Regions from separate parts of the Mus musculus genome. Here region 2 is linked to region 1. A link is a loop called in an ENCODE intact Hi-C map of the cell type or tissue named here. Cell type or tissue: left cerebral cortex. All regions are shown on one strand.

Evidence for each region. A loop is a pair of places that touch in the nucleus more often than their neighbours do. Peaks named below come from ENCODE experiments on the same cell type or tissue, not always from the same donor. Only the 100,000 strongest peaks of a DNase experiment are listed, where the experiment ranks them.
Region 2: it touches region 1 in a loop (3-fold over the local background); 4 of 42 quality-filtered maps call a loop at or near these places.

What each region holds. Positions count from the first base shown.
Region 1 is chr3:79,879,475-79,887,474 of GRCm38, reverse strand. It overlaps Gask1b (golgi associated kinase 1B), which reads right to left and starts at 1,545. Exons shown (of 4, transcript NM_133187.3): 1 at 345-1,545. The coding sequence starts at 1,248. It overlaps Gm36569 (a long non-coding RNA gene), which reads left to right and starts at 669. Exons shown (of 3, transcript XR_375740.1): 1 at 669-1,379. In left cerebral cortex, CTCF peaks have their summits at 615 (motif pointing right), 2,587 (motif pointing left) and 4,221 (motif pointing left); DNase peaks (open chromatin) are centred at 1,463, 2,562, 4,199, 7,885 and 3 more places; H3K4me3 peaks cover 414 bases; H3K27ac peaks cover 2,015 bases.
Region 2 is chr3:80,793,408-80,801,407 of GRCm38, reverse strand. All of the region lies in intron 2 of Gria2 (glutamate receptor, ionotropic, AMPA2 (alpha 2)), which reads left to right. Among named protein-coding and RNA genes, the nearest start is that of Gria2, 5.3 kb to the left of the region's middle. In left cerebral cortex, CTCF peaks have their summits at 981, 1,513 and 4,427 (motif pointing right); DNase peaks (open chromatin) are centred at 227, 980 and 3,230; H3K4me3 peaks cover 7,413 bases; H3K27ac peaks cover 4,409 bases.

The DNA.
Region 1 (8,000 bases):
GCTGTCAGCAAGCTCTGTACCCTGGCTTCCTGTCATCGTGCAAACTGTCACTAGTTTTAATTAGATTTAACATGCCACGAAAAAGTGCACAGAGAGAAACGGAGAGCAAAGATTGCAGTGTGGGCTTTCCCTCACATGCCCAGCACAGCTGTGCATTAGAACTCTAATATCCCCAGACTGGGAAATAGAAGAATGCCACGCGTATGGAAAAATGACGCTACTGCTGCTGCTGCTGTCCAAATGGGAAACATGGGTGGGGAAAATAATTCAGAGAGAGTGGGGGAAAGGAGAAAACGATCCCAAATCCCCAGCAGCTGCAAATAAGAAGCAAGTGAATCTGTTACCTTGGATGAACTCTAATTTCCTGCTCACAGATGGCAGGGTCCTGTTGAGACCCAGGATCCTGTCCAGGTGGAAGGCGAACACTTCACTCATGTCCAGCGGCTGCTTGAGAAGCCCACAGGGGCTAGGCCCGCAGCCAGGCACAGAGCCTGAGGTGCTCCCTTCCAACACCAGCAAGCGGGTACCACTCTTAGAGATAGGTAGGATGCTAGCCACCTCACTATCAGCCAGGAGGCGCATTCTGCGGATGTCTTCTTTGCTCAGCCATGAGGGGGCGCTCTCGCTATAAATCCTAATGTTGCTCTCTCGGGCCCTAGGCTGCTGCAAGTTTGAACCTCTAGTTCTGACTCCAGGACCACGCAGCACCCTCCAGGGTCGTTCACCAACCTTGGTTAGGTAACCCTGAACATAGCCAGGTACTTCAGCATCTGCTGCCCGTGCAGCTTCCTGCTGTATAAGGGATGGTCTAACCAGCACCTCCTGATCAGGGGCTGCAGATGCCACCGCATACTTCTTCCTGCGCTTGGGTTTCACCGTGCCACGGATATTCGCAGGCTTGCTGCGCTTGGAGCGTAGAGTAATGTACACCACGTTGGGCTGCAAAGTGCTTCCATTGCCCTGCAACTCTGGAGGGGCCAGGGTACCATCCAGGGGAATCTCAGAGAAGGGTACCTTGAAGATGTCGTGACCGTTGGGTGGTCCCCTGTCAGTCGCCTGCCCATGCTGAAAGGAACCTCTGCCCACCTGGCTCACCAGAAAGCCCAGGTAGATGGCACAGGCAGTGCCCAGCAGGAGGTTCCGTCTGGTCCTGGGACGCCGACTACTCCAAAGTTTACACACTCGTGGGGCGCACAGAGAGCAGACAAACCAGTTTACGAGCTGCCCCGGCTTGTCTGGACAGGTCATTTCTCTGCCGCTTCCACATGCTGAACTGAGTTTAAAGTCTGCAGCTGGCTCCGGGTGACATGATTCATGGCTTCCTGAATCCAGCCGTCCAGTCCGCTTCGCTATCTAAGTGGTCTCCAACAGGCAGAGAGGTAAAAGAGAAGGGTCGCTGCTGCGGGTTCTGGGAACGCTTTGTGAACTGGCCACCGCAAGCCTTTTAAACTCCTATCAGCCTTTCCCAGGAGAAAGGAGGGCTGACTCTGGGAATGAATGGAAACAAGAGTTGACTGAATCACTAACTCAACCCATTTCAGTTCCTCTACAAGAGGAAAGAGGCGAGTAACCCTTTCCTTCCACAAATTCTACCAAGTTTGGTGTAAAGTTTAAAATGCGGAAGCAAGATAGGTGTGTGAGTCTGATTTTACTTTAAAGTAATGAAGACAAGCTGCAAAGAGCGTTTGCTAGCTCACAGTTAAAGCCACTACATCTGAGAAGCAAAACTCTTAAAAGTCATCAACCAGGATCCCCTGCAGACCCCCTTTTTGTGATTCAGAAATAAGAAAAGAAATAAATACTTTTTAAGATTTTTATAGACACCCTAACTTTTGTAAGATATATATTACAAAAATATCAAGTAGTGAGTTCATATTTAAACATATTCTCTTAACTAATGTTCCACATTGTTTTCACAATATATTCCATATCTAAAATTGTTATTTAACTACCCCTTGATGTTTATATAGCTTGAAAAGGGTGAGTTCTCTCTCTCTCTCTCTCTCTCTCTCTCTCTCTCTCTCTCTCTCTCACACACACACACACACACACACACACACACACACACAACTTTTTATTCCTTTTCTTTCCACTAAAGAGAGCAAAAATGAAAGAAAAGAATATCTAGGTTTTTTGGTGGGTTTTTTTTTGTTGTTTTTTTTTTTGTTGTTGTTTTTTTTGCCTTTTTCTTCACATTTTTAAATAGAGGGAAAAAGTTGTTTAAGAAGAAAAACAAAACTTTACTTACACAGCTGGCCCCACGCTTAGCTCCAGGAAGAATGGAATTCCTGACTCTAATGCACAGAACTTTGAAAGGCTGAGGCACGTAAGGAGAACATATTTCATGGCCAAGGGTGTTCCACCTTTCAAACATCTCGGCTCAGCCTTAAAAGCTGCCGCCTTCTAACAGCGGAGCAAAATGATTTGTAAACTGGCTGCTGCGCCGTTTTCAGACACGTGAGGTTCTTTTTAAAGATGACTAAAAAAATAAAAAATAAAATTTAATTTTGAATTTCTCCAAACACAGCTCAGACCCAGTTTTCATTCAAACAACTTTCTGCTCCTTTCAGCCCCTGGGAGCCCCCTAGTGTCTCATTTGCTAAGCGACACAGAAATGGCAGCCTTGGGAAGCTGAAGTGATCTGAAGTGTTTTGCTGGAGTTGGCGGAGACCCTGTTGCCAAATAAATACCTTAGAAAAATGAGGAGTGCCCACTGACCCCTGCCTGACCCCACGGAGTTGGGAAGGGGAAACTGGACGCCAGAGTCCAGGGCCTGCAACTTACCTTACATCTGGGCTGTTTGCAGACTAACTCTTGTCTCCCACCAGTTCTCGATGGGGGTAAAACGGCCAGGAAAGGTAGACAAAGCTAAGAAGGGGGTCACTGGAAATGAGTAGAGAAACGGAAGCGTGAGATAAGAGTGGGGTGTAGGGAGATGAGAAGGTTCTTGCAGCATGCAAATGAACACAGCAACAGCCCTCAGAAGGCAGCCTGGACCCCTTCTGATTGGAGGTCTTCTGAAAACAGGTTAGTGATTGGCCTGGGTCATTTGCATGTCCTGGCACAAAGGCAGGATCAGATGACCTTGGGGTCTCACTGGGCTTACTTGTCTCTGCTTCCACAGCAAACAGAATCAAACAAGAAGCCACCAATGGGATAGGGACGATTACCCCCTTTTTAGAGAAAAGGCTGTGATGTGGTGGGAAATGAAAATAATAGAATATGATGCTGTATAATCCTTAAAATATCGTGTTACAATGCCAAAAAAAAAAGCAAAGATTTTCCCATTCTCAAACTATTCTTCCTCTTTAAAAGTTATGATACATCATGAAAAGAGACAAATCAGAGATGGACAGGAACCTTAAAGTTCTGACTGGCTTTGACTAAACTTAATGAGAATTCGGGCACTGAAGTCATTTTCTTTATGCTCCAAAACTCTTAAAGCAAACTCTATGAACATGAATTTGTTTTCTAGAAAGTATCTCAGAAGTTTCTGAGATGGGACAATGGCAGAACTGCTTTTTTGTTTGTTTGGTTGGTTGGTTTGGCTTGGTTTTTTCGAGACAGGATTTCTCTGTGTAGCTCTGGCTGTCCTGGAACTCTTTGTAGACCAGACTGGCCTCAAACTCAGAAATCCACCTGCCTCTGCCTCCCGAGCGCTGGGATTAAAGGTGCGCGCCACCACGCCCGGCTCAGAACTGCTTTTTATAGCTATCTTGTACTTTACGCATATTCAAAAGATTAATTGACCTAAGTAAGCCTTTACAAAGGAAAGCCCTGAGCTGAGGTGTGGCTTGCTGATAGAGCACTAGTTTAGCATGTGGGAGCTCTTAAAGTCCTATTTTTGACAACATAAAATATTAAATTAAAAACTCATAGATAAACATTTGGCAGAAGCCTCTTCCAGACGTTTTAAAGGCAACTTTAGGGGGCACCTAGGAAGCAGAAGGTTGTGTGGGCTCATAAATCCAGCTGATTCCTCTCTTACCTGAAAAGAATGTTCCTTATAAGGAAAGATTCAGTTCATTATTCCCCTCCTTCCATCACAATGGGGACTAACAGGAGCTAAGCCGTGTGGTCAGCAAAGGATAAGTCAGAAACGTGGCTCTGCCCCTCAATTACTGTGGTGCAGACTGGAACCGGTCTCATCTTCAGTATTGAGGAGTCCACATCCAAGAGTCAGACAACAGCACTCGCCCTGAGGGCTCCCCCTTGTGGTTAAAGGAGTCAGCATGGATGGAAGGACCTTCTGGAAGAGTTGGTGATGTGTTTGTCTTTCTCGCCTCCTGTCCACACCTTACTGAGTTTCTCAAAGAACCGTCTACTGAAACCGGTCATGCCAAGGAAAAGCCATTACTGTAGACTTGGGGACAAGCATAAGAAATTATTTATGTTGTGAAAATAAAATCAGTACATCAGACGAGGCTCCTTCGATGTAATCAGAGAACAGTTAGTATATCATTACTTCCACTGCCATTCAAACCTATGCTGAGGCCTTATTACCATCTTCAACCCCCTTGGCTACAACTCCAGGTGGGATCTAGGTCTCTTCTTTCTACACTGGGGTTGCACTGGGAGGAGGTTTAAAGTTTATCAGTTATTGTTAGTCCTAGATGTTTCTGCATAACTTATCAAAATGTTTGATTCTGTATCGTAGTCAAATCTTTTCATTTCACAGTGGAATCATACTCCCTCTGCAGAAGCTACCTTGGCCTCTCAAAAAGCATGTACCCACAATTCCAGCACTCTGGAGGCTGAAGAATATTAGAGGGCAGCTTGGGCTACATAGCAAGAAGTTATCTCAAATCCAACACACACACACACACACACACACACACACACACACACACACGAAAAACTACTAAAACAGAAAAGCAAGGTGACCCATGGTGTTTGTTTGCTTGTTTGTGTGTTTCCTGTATAATAAATCCATTCTGGGCTTTTCTACCTCCTCACCGAATGCTAAGCCTGGCTCCAGGTAACCCAGTGTTCGATAGACTAGGGGGAGAGCAGAAAATCTCCCCTTTGAAACTATTGTGAATCTACTGAGCAGGTCCCTGGGCATGGGGTATATGTGCCCTCCAAGGAGCATCTTACAATCTCTTCAAAGGGGCCAATATCACAGCATCTCTCCAGCTGGCTATTGATGTCTCCTCAGACTCTGAAATCCATCATTCCACCATTACACACTAGTCATTACACTTCACCTCTCCTAATTGTTCTCTCAAGCAGCATGTCAGATGACCAGCAAACTGGCTTCCTTAGCCCTGTCTCATAAGGGATGTGATTCAACAGTCTCCATCAGCACCCTTGGTCTACATGGTAAATTCCCTTCATGTGGTGACCCACACTTCATCTCAGAATGCCCATTCTTGGATATGTAACATGTAACAAGCAAGGGTCAACAAAGAAAAGGGAAGAGTTAGTGAGTGAACTTTCAGTGAGAGTCCCTATAAATTATTTTGCCAATAGCTTTCAGAAGGTTGGGGAGTTTGAGTCCACAGGGCACACAGTGGTACTCCTGACAGGATGCACCACTTCACTGGAAGCTCAATTCAACTGCAGCCTTTCTCCTGCTTGCCACATGGGAATTCCTCATGTGTGTGCTGACTGCTTGCCACGTGGGAATTCCTCATGTGTGTGCTGATTGTTTTCACTCCAGGCCTGGATAGTGCCAAGCTGCCCTGCTAGGAAACTGAAGTACTCTCAACTTCATAATCCTTGAAATACCGTGATACAGGTGCATTCTTGGTAATAAGGAATATGGTTTTACCTAGATTTTGGTTTGGCTTTTGTGTTTCTTTTTTATGTCTTTGTTATTGCTGTTGCTATTTGGTTGGTGGTGATCTTGTCATTATTTTGAGGCAGGGTCTAGCCTAGAGTTCACAGCAGTCCTCCTGCCTCAGATTCACAAATGCTAACATTCCAAGTGTGGCCCACTTTACCAGCTTGCAACTGTTTAGATAGCACTGTGTGTTTTAGTTTTTCCTTGAGCTGTGTGCAGAGAGTCCCACTTCTTACACTGTTTTGTAGAAACCCACAGACATCCATGTAGCATGAGAAGTTTCCTCACAGAAACCATCTCTACAGAGCTCCATGTCTACCCTGACTTGCAGTGGAGGGAGCACTTCAGGAGAACCTATCTCCTCAGAGATGTCCTAATAAATCCCTGGCCAGACACTCATTGTCACAGCTTGCAGGTGCTCCTACATAAGCAAGAGATACAGTAGCCATATTCCCAAGAGATGTCTCATGGTATTAAATGTGTTCTTGATCTGTGACCAAAACTGATTAAGAGCAAAAGGATGCTCCTGGCCCCGGTAAAGAAATGTCTTGCCACAATCCATTTAGCCTAACTTCGCTAGAAAGGTGGTGTCATTTCTTTAAAGCTGTGTGTTAGAATGGTCCTGTTGAATTACCAAAAAATGTTTGCATGAACAGACCATACCATAACACATCAAATCCTTGCCAGCCATCAGACATCATGGCACGTGCCTTTAAAACCAGCAATTGGGAGGCAGAAGCAGGGGGTCTCTGTGAGTTCAAAGCCAGCCTGGTCTGCAAAGCAAATCGTAGAACAGCCAGAAATATATAGGAAGACCCTGTCTCAACCCTCAGAAAATATATAGCAGCCAATTTAACTTAAGTTTAAAGAAAGAAGGATGTATAAGGTTGTTATTTCACCTCTTAATCATTTGGTGTTTTGTGAATATTAGAATAATTCACATTTGCTTCAATTGACATTGAGATTTTTAATTTATTTTTAGATCTATTTACTGTGTATGAACATTATGCCTGTATGTATGTTGTGCACCGTGTGTGTGTGTGTGTGTGTGTGTGTGTGTGTGTGTGTGTGTGTGTAGTGCCCTTGGAGGTCAGGAGACAGTGTCAGTCAGATCTTCTGGAACTGAGGTTACAGATGGCTGTGAGTGACCATGTGGGTGCTGGAAATTGAGCTTGGGTCCCATACAAGGGCAGCTATGCTGTCTGATGAGTCAATCCTCTGGCTTCATCAGGGGAAAAAAATCTGGAAAATTAACTGAAGACTATGTAAGCTATTACCAAAATATGCAGAGAATCTAGACAACTAAATGCTTCTACTTCAGAAATGGACAATAAGTCCTTAGTGTGTGGCCTTGACCCCTGCCAACACACCACTTGTGGGGAAGAATAAGTGGCTGCGTACTGGACCCAGGATACCCACAGCCTGCATCAATGTACATAAGTAAAGATTGCTCAAAACTGGCTCAACGCTTGGGCCCCTAGCAAGAAATTAGACCAGAACTGTAAATCATCTCCCCTTACCTCAAGCACAGTTTATACAACAGAAAATAAGCTATGCGACTGTATTTGAAGAAAGGAAGACCTCTTAGCTATGCTAGATTAAATTTAGCACACTAGAAATGCTTCAGAATTATAAATAAACATGATACATAGGAGGCAAATGAGGGAGAAAAGTGAGATTTCTCATTCATTTAAAGCTGGTGGTTTTGAGAGTTTATATGCCACCATCTATGATTCAAATATGTGCAGCATATCTGATATGTGGGTGTATAGCTTCACATACATGTGTTATGAACTGATCAAAAACCTAGATTAGGAAGGACAGCCTGGGATAATATCACAATCCCTGCCCATCCAACCATTCTCAGCCCTGAAGCTCTAATAGATTCATGGTAACTTTAGGAAGATCCTGCTTGAGGTACCTTCGAGTATTCTGAGATAGAATGAGAAATAAGCAACACATTTGAGTCTCTAGCTGAGGAGATGTGACACAGGGTCTGATGGCACCTTGCTCTCTCCAGGGCTGTTCAGGCCCATGGTGAGTAGGTGGAGCATAGCAGGACAGCATCCATGGGGTGAACCATGTTATACATGGAGACAGGAGCAGTGACAGGTGCAGCGGCGACGTGCCCTTAAGCTGCTTCACGGACAGGAAACAGGCACAAACAAGGCTTACGTGTAGTAACCAGAACTGACAGGCTTATAAGCCTATGAGT
Region 2 (8,000 bases), 910 kb before region 1:
ACCGGCGGGCAGTGAAGTGGGGACAAAAGGCACTGAACAGTATGCGCAGTATGTGCACCCTAGAATCTGGGGTAGGGGTTGGACTTGGACTGTTCTTTCGAATTCAGGGGGTTCTTGCTTGATTCTGGCGCCTCTAAAGAGGATCTCCCAACCCCCTCCCTCTTGCGCGCCTATTGGCACTCTACCAAAAGAGAACACGCTGTTCCCCAGGGCGCGCTGTGGGACTGTTGGATAGATCTCATGCCTTAGTCCGGTAGCCTGGCAGGGCAGCTTCGACCTACAGTCCCCGCAAGCCCCACGTCGTCCTATTGCACGGGACAAGTTATTGCAATGGTTGAGGAGTTGGGCCCGGGGCTGTTACATAATGCCCACCCGAGGGGCGCGGGCACGAGACTGACGCAGGCCCTGACTGGCTTGTGTGAGCGGGCATGGAAGGGATGCTAAGAGAATGGAGACCCCGAAGGGCTGAGAATGCGGGCAGCGGGGGATGAGGCTGTTGATGGGGATGCCTACCAGATACAAACCTCAACCTGATCGCCGGCAGAGCAGGGATGAGGAAGGCGGGGAACAGAAGCTAGGTGCATTCTCAGTTCCCTGAAGCTACGCCCAAGTAGAGGCGAGGGTGGCCTGAGTGCTCACCAGCCGCGCGTGCTTTGTTCCAGGGTCGCAGGCTCAGGCAAAGGCGACTGGAGACTGAGGATGACTCGGAAGCGATTGCATCCGGCTGAGTTTTAAAATTTGAAGAAGTCGCAGACCAGCCATTTTAGCTTTTGTAGTTTTCAGTATCAGCCCCTGGCCTCTGCATAGGGATCTGGAACTCCTGAGGACGCTCTGGCAAGGCTTTAGGCAGAATGACTGGTGTCCAGTTGCTGGGCAAGTGCGAGGTCGCCCGAGGCCGAGGACTAGGTCCCCGTGCAGAGGCAGCATCCTGCGCGCTCCCAGCTGCTACCATTTCCGGCCTCCAGGCTGGCAGATGTTTCCTGCCTTGGTGTTCTTAGCTTCCATGCCATAGATAACAATTCGGGGGAAGATTTGCAGGTGGTTCACCTCCCACTTTGGTTCCCCTGTAACAGAGCGGAAAATCACCAGAGGAAATGCCCAAGGCAGTGTTCCCACAACCGGTTGCCATCCCACCCACACCCCACCTCACCCCCGCCCCCCAAAGCCTGTCATGTATTCTGTGCTTTAGTTCTTTAACACCAGGGACATCAACAGGCCAGTTTGCAAACCGTGTCCGCAAACAAATAAATGAAGAAATGCATAGGGTGATAATGTGCTTCTGGTCATTTATAAGACCAGAATTCTAGTTTTTCTGAAAGAGCCTTTTAAGGATAGTTCTCTTAATATGCTAATGTTGAGGAAAGAGGCAGAGAGAGAGAGAGAGAGAGAGAGAGAGAGAGAGAGAGAGAGAGAGAGAGAGAGAGAGAGAGAGAGAGAGAGATTGTTGAAAATGGAGTCAGAGATAGAAAGAGAGAGAGAGAGATACACAGAGAACTTCCTCATAGAAGAGACACTAGATGGCTCAGTGGGTAAAAACATTTCCTTCAAACTGATGGACCTGGGATTACTCCCTGGTCTCTGAGAGGAGAAGGAGAGAAATGACGCCTGGATATTGATTGTCCTCTGACCTCCACATGCCCCCTCCAAATAAATAATTGAATAAAAATTTAAAATGTAATAGAATATTACAGAAAAGTATCCCAATGCAATACATGTTATTACATAACAGACACAAACAAAATGTTTTAAATAAATGTGAAAGGCGTCTTTAATTGTCCTATTTACCTACTGAATTAGGCCATTCCTGCGCTACCAAAGAAGTTTCCGTTTCTTGTGAGTTACAGTTTGGCATGCAACTTGAGCTGAATTGTACCGAGCTGCATTTGTATGCACAAATGCAGTGTCACAGTGCGCTGACAAGTAGGGTTACACAAAGATTCTGAAATATTAAAACATTTTGAAAATATTTAATAAGCAAGAAGTTGATCGTTGGTAACAAATAAAGAGATGAGCTAACTGGGAAACTAACAAATACAGCCACCAAACTAAACGAATGTTTCTCTGTTCCAACAGGTGCCGAGCCACTGTACTGGGGCTCTTTAAGGCTCAGAGATTGTACTTTGTGTGGCATGTATCCTCAGGCTAATATCGTTGACTGGGTTTATTTCTAGTATGAATTGTACTGAAATGAGATACGTGGCAAGAGTACACCCACAAGGAACAAATACATTGTTTTCTTTTACATACTGAATTTTATATATCTGACCATAGTTCTAAAATGCAGTATATTCAAGCCTTCATTTTTTTGAAATAGATTTTTTTCCTTTAAAAAAGTCACAAAAGCAAACATTCTAAACTATACATTCCCAAATCATAAGACTGCCCCACCCACAGAGCAGTATACCAGGCACTAAAACAACAGGAAGAAACAAGAGAAACAATGCCTCAGGAGAACCCAGGACCTTGACTTTGCAACTCCAATGCTGTAAGCTTACTGACTACTACAGATCACTGATATGCCACAGTAAAAGAAATGAGGCTCTGCAAACAGAATTTTCTAGAGTGCACATTGGCAAGTGGTAAAATTTCTAAAACTTGCAAAGACAAATATTTGCCTTGGAGGCAGGGGGCTAAGAATAGTAAAAATGATACAATTAATTTAACTCTTTAAAGGGAAGAAAGGAGATGAGAGCAGAGGAGGCATATGTGTGCACAACCAAATAACCACAACTTCCAGGTTAAATAAATAAAAGTCTGTCTTGCCCCATGTATCAAGGTAAACATGGCCACTTAGAGGCTGCTGTGGGTTTTACCCCAGTGCAAATAGATAATTTGTTTCCTTACTCTATTTAGTCATCTTTCATAGAAAAGATACAACAGCATTAAGTACATTGACAAGCAAGATCAACAATGTCTTTCCCCCATTTTCTCCGGAAACCTAAGGAGGCTATGACAATTTTGCATTGTATGAATTACTAATTGCTGCTTCTAAACAAGATTATTCTTTATCCTAATGAGTGCACAGAACAAAAGTTATTTGTTAAGATTTGTTTGTAAGAAAGCAAAGCTTTAGAATGAAGGGCTATCGTTTTGTCAGAGGAGTGGATCTGCTTAGTACTTAACTGTGTGAGATGGATGCTCCTACTCAGGAACACTGAGGCTGACATAGAGTTAAATGTCTAAGGATGTCTACTGAATGGTGTAAGAGTTAAATGAAAGGAAGTCATTTTATTCTGATCTAGAATGTACTCTGCTGCACTCAGCTCCCACACCTTTTCAGTCACAACCAGATGATGAAAGTACCTGTTTGTTCCCATTTTGTTTCCATGGATACCAGAGAAGACAAAGACAGACTTCCAATGTGTTTTTTTTTTTCTTTTTCCTCTCTGCCTTGTTTTTTTTTTTTTTTTTTCTTCTTTTCAAGCCCTTCTCCTCTCCCCACTGATCCCTTGCTCCCCCTTTCCTTTCTTTTTGGATTTTGTTCAAATGAATGTTTAAATAAGCTTTTATTATGAGAAAAATGTAAAGCTCAAAGAAGAGAGAAAATTGAGACTATCATTTTAGCAAGAGTTGAAAGCAGTGAGGAACCTCAGAATCCAATCTTTTATCCATCCACCCATTTATCCACCTATCCACCCATTTATCCACCCATCCACCCATCCACCTATCCACCCATCCATCCATCCATCCAGCCAGCCACCCACCCATCCACCCATTCATCCATCCACCGATTCAATCCACCCATTCATCCATCCATCCATCCATCCATCCATCCATCCATCCATCCAGTACCACAATCTCCCTAGTACCTTCTAATTGTCAGAGAATAAATGAATATTATCCCAATAACAAATGCTTTCTGATCATTTACTTCAGTGGTCTTTCTAATGGTTTTGGGAGACTCGGTAATGCTATACTTTTCATGAGGAGAAGCCTCTGAGGTCCTGTATGAGTGGTTTACTGTGAGTATGGAAAAGAACTCTAGTAGGTCTTCATGAGTAAGTCATCATAGTAAAAGAAAAAAATCTCAATTTTTGAGAAAAGAATAAGTTGATATTTGTGTTTCTATACACACTCTAAAGTTAGCTAACAAAACCAAGAAGTGTGTTTAGAAAAAAATATTAAGTACTGTATACTATAAATGATTTTAGTAAAATTGAATATGGGACTAATTAGAAAAACGTTTAAATGGAACTTTTAAAATAGGTTATATATATGAGTATTCAAGCTCCTACAATTTGGGGATTAAAGAACAAATAAATCTGCTTATATGCATCTGTTTCTATTTATTCTAATGGATTATTATGATAAATGAGCATTTATCTAGCTAATAGTAATTTAACATTTTTATATTTTAATTCTATAATGGTACATACATTATAAAAATTTAAAAATTACATAAAACAGTGATTAAAATTTTATTTTTCTCTGAGCCAGCAGATGGAGATGTTGGAGAAAAGATTGTGCTCCATCAAACTGCTGCACACATTGAATACCTTCTAAGACATCAGAAATGAATTTATTTGGAGACATATAAAAATGTCAATTAAATGTATTTAGAAAGAATTAACTACAATACCATGTTTGGAAATAATATTCAGTAAATACTTTAAGAAACAGATTGTTTAAGAGTTTATTTTTAATTATAAATTTCTACATATTTTTGCAAACTTGATCACAGGCACAGAATTCTAAAATAATTCTTACACACATACATACACACAAACACACACATACACACACACACACACACCAGAATGTGTGTGTGTGTGTGTGTGTGTGTGTATGTGTCAGATTTTAAGCCTTAATTTTTTACCAAATATTAGTTCTAAAATGTCTTTCCTATCAGTGGATTTTAGTACTGAATTATTGAAATTGTATATCTGTGTCCATCAAATTATTTAATGTTTGATAGCCTTCAGTACACTGTACATAGAATGAATCCTGTGTGTTTGGGCCATATGTGTGCATCTATAGTTTTAATTATAGAATTACATAAGAATTGATTGCTCAGTTCATCACATATAGCTTTTTCCTTGGGAAATATATGAAACATACCATTACTAACTATAATATAAAGAGTTTAAAGAAACCAGAAATAACTTGGATGCTGTTATAAAAAATCATGATATGAAGGAAACAAACAAGAACCAGAAAGAGAAACTATTGCCCTTTTAACTAAAACATTAGAGAAACTACATAGCTCATTTATATCTAAATAGATAATAAATAGGTAATTTATTGTTGAATTATCTGTACTGAAAATTTTCTCCGTTTATTTTTATTTTTATATTTTATTTTATTTTATTTTGATTTTTTCAAGACAGGGTTTTTCTGTGTAGCTCTGGCTGTCCTGAAACTCACTCTGTAGACCAGACTGGCCTCGAAGTCAGAAATCTACCTGCCTCTGCCTCCTGAGTGCTGGGATTAAAGGTGTGAACCACTACTGCCCTTCAAAAATTTTGTTCTTATTTAAGAAATGTCAAGGAAATTGAAGAACACAGAACAGAAATTAGATTGTAATTGGTTAAAATAATTGTATTTTGGGCTGAAACTTAGTACGTAAATAAAAATCATGACAAGAAACTATAGCATGGTTATGTATTTGACTGCTATTTGATATCTTGCTACTTCCGTCTGGAGGATATTTTGTTTCTCAGCAAGTGTCAATAGGCAGGTTACTGTACTGTGACACCCTGACAACTGGATGCTCTCAGGCTCTCTTGACATCTAGGGACTACCCCTTCAGTTATCTCTAAACTATGTGTAATGTTGAAAAATGTAAGGAAAGAAGCAGCTGCTTGCTAATTATTCCAGTGTTTCAGACACTGTAAGAAAAGTCAACAGACATAGTTAACTACAGAGCTCATTTTATCAGAGGTTAACAACTAAAGTGAAATGAGGAACTATTATTTTTTTTCTCGTCTTTTCATCTTGCGTTAGAGTCAAACATTGACTGGGCTTTATTAGCCTCTGAGTACTATTCCACTCCCCTCCCCTTTGTAAAAAAATACTGTATTCTACTGAAGATTCTATGGATCCTATTGAAAGAATAAAACTCTCTTAATGGCAATTTTTAGTCAAAATTTCTGAGATTATCTCAAGTGGGTTTAATAATTATCAAACCTGTTACAATGTGCCCCTTCCATGGAACTGGAAAATGAACTTTTGAGCTCAACGTTGATATTTCAAAACTAATCATGATTTAAAATTATATATATATATATATAACATGATTTAAAATTTTATATATTTTTTGAAACAATAGTTACCAATTTTGAAGAAAATGCTCATTTTCTTCTACTCTTAGTAACTCTCCAGTACTAGTCTGCTAAGACGTCAGACAGAATAATTTTTGTGTTCATTCTTTTAGTGAAAAAATTAACTGAAATGTCTAGAATTAAAAATTTGTATTCTTCAGAGAACATTTTGAAATCTATTGCATTGTGTATTTGTATACGTGTGTGTGTGTGAGTGTGTGTGTATGTGTGTGAGTGTGTGTGTGTGTTGTGATTACTTTGTATACATGAACTTTCGTTTTCTTCTGAGCATATAGTTTATCTTTAAGTTAGTCTCTAGTAGTTTTGCTCTGTCTTTTCACTATATTGATACTTTTTGGGTATATTAACTTATTATATATCATTTTTTACATTAGGATATTAATTTGATCAACAGTCTAAGTGCTTACTTCTAACTTACGGATTAAAGCTAGGGACAGTTGTAAGATTTAATATGATAAACTTAAGAACAGTCTTCAGCAAAATAGAATCAGGAGAGTTGTGAAATACCAGGCCGATTTCAGAAAGACATTTTTAAATAAAGAATTTCTTATGCTACTTTGATTTATCTGTATCTTATGCCTAAAAAAATCATTTCTATGTCAAAAGCCATACATGCTTTTATTAATTTTAATATTTTGAGACTTCTTCAGAAATTAAGATTTTAGTGTTGTAAAATCTATTTAGTGCTGAATTCTCTGTTTTTGGTAGTTATTTCAATGTTCAAAATACGATAAAAAAGTAGGTTTAGGAAAAATTTTTCCTAAATTTTTGTAAAATTCTAAAATCTAAAGTAATATGAATAGGGCACCTTAATGCCATGATACTCCCTTCTCCGTATGTAAAATTAACTCTAAATGTTTGCCATTTTCTTCGTTTGTGTCCCTTTGAAGCTGTTACTCTGATGAATGTCTGTAAGCCTCAGAAAATATCCCTGCATCATACGTATTTTGTCTAGCTTACTAAACACTCAGATTCTACTGATAGACATGGAACAAATATATTTATATAACACAAGACTGCCTATTGCTTTAATAAACTATATGTGTGTCTTGTATAATTCTCCACCCATCAAAGAATATAGACTAAATTATTCATTTCCATGTTCAACACTGAAGTTTGAGTTACATAACTTGACATCAGAAAAGATTGCATTATCCATTAGTCTTTTATGGCTGATTTTAACCCTCAGTCAGAGTTTTGTTTCTGATTTAGCATCCATTAACATCAGCCCAGTTGCTGCAGCAAGAATGTCAACCACGGGATTATATAGGTTTCATTTTGTATGTGGGAGAGGGTCATCATTTTTAAGCAAGAATCTCCAGATCAATGAAAATATTCTCTGATGTATATTGCAAATACCATATGTAAAGTGCAAGAACATAGACCATGAAGAGCAAGGGGACACATCGCAGGCACTGGAACTTTATCACTAGCCAGAGCTGTAAGAATTAACATTTGAATTTCCTCTCTCTTTCTCTTCTTCAATGTTTACTTTGGTTTGATGGTTGCTTCACTTGGGTCTTTTCTAGAGTGAATCATCTGAACTTTCATAGGGCTTTTTACAATTGATTGAATTCTTATTGTAAGATTACTTTTGATGTGGTATAGAAATGATTTATTGTGTGTACGGGAAAATCAGGTAAGGAGGCAGTGTCTATGTTCCTTTTTCCAAACACAACACTGAGGTGTTTTATCATTCGGGAATGGGAGAAAAAAAGC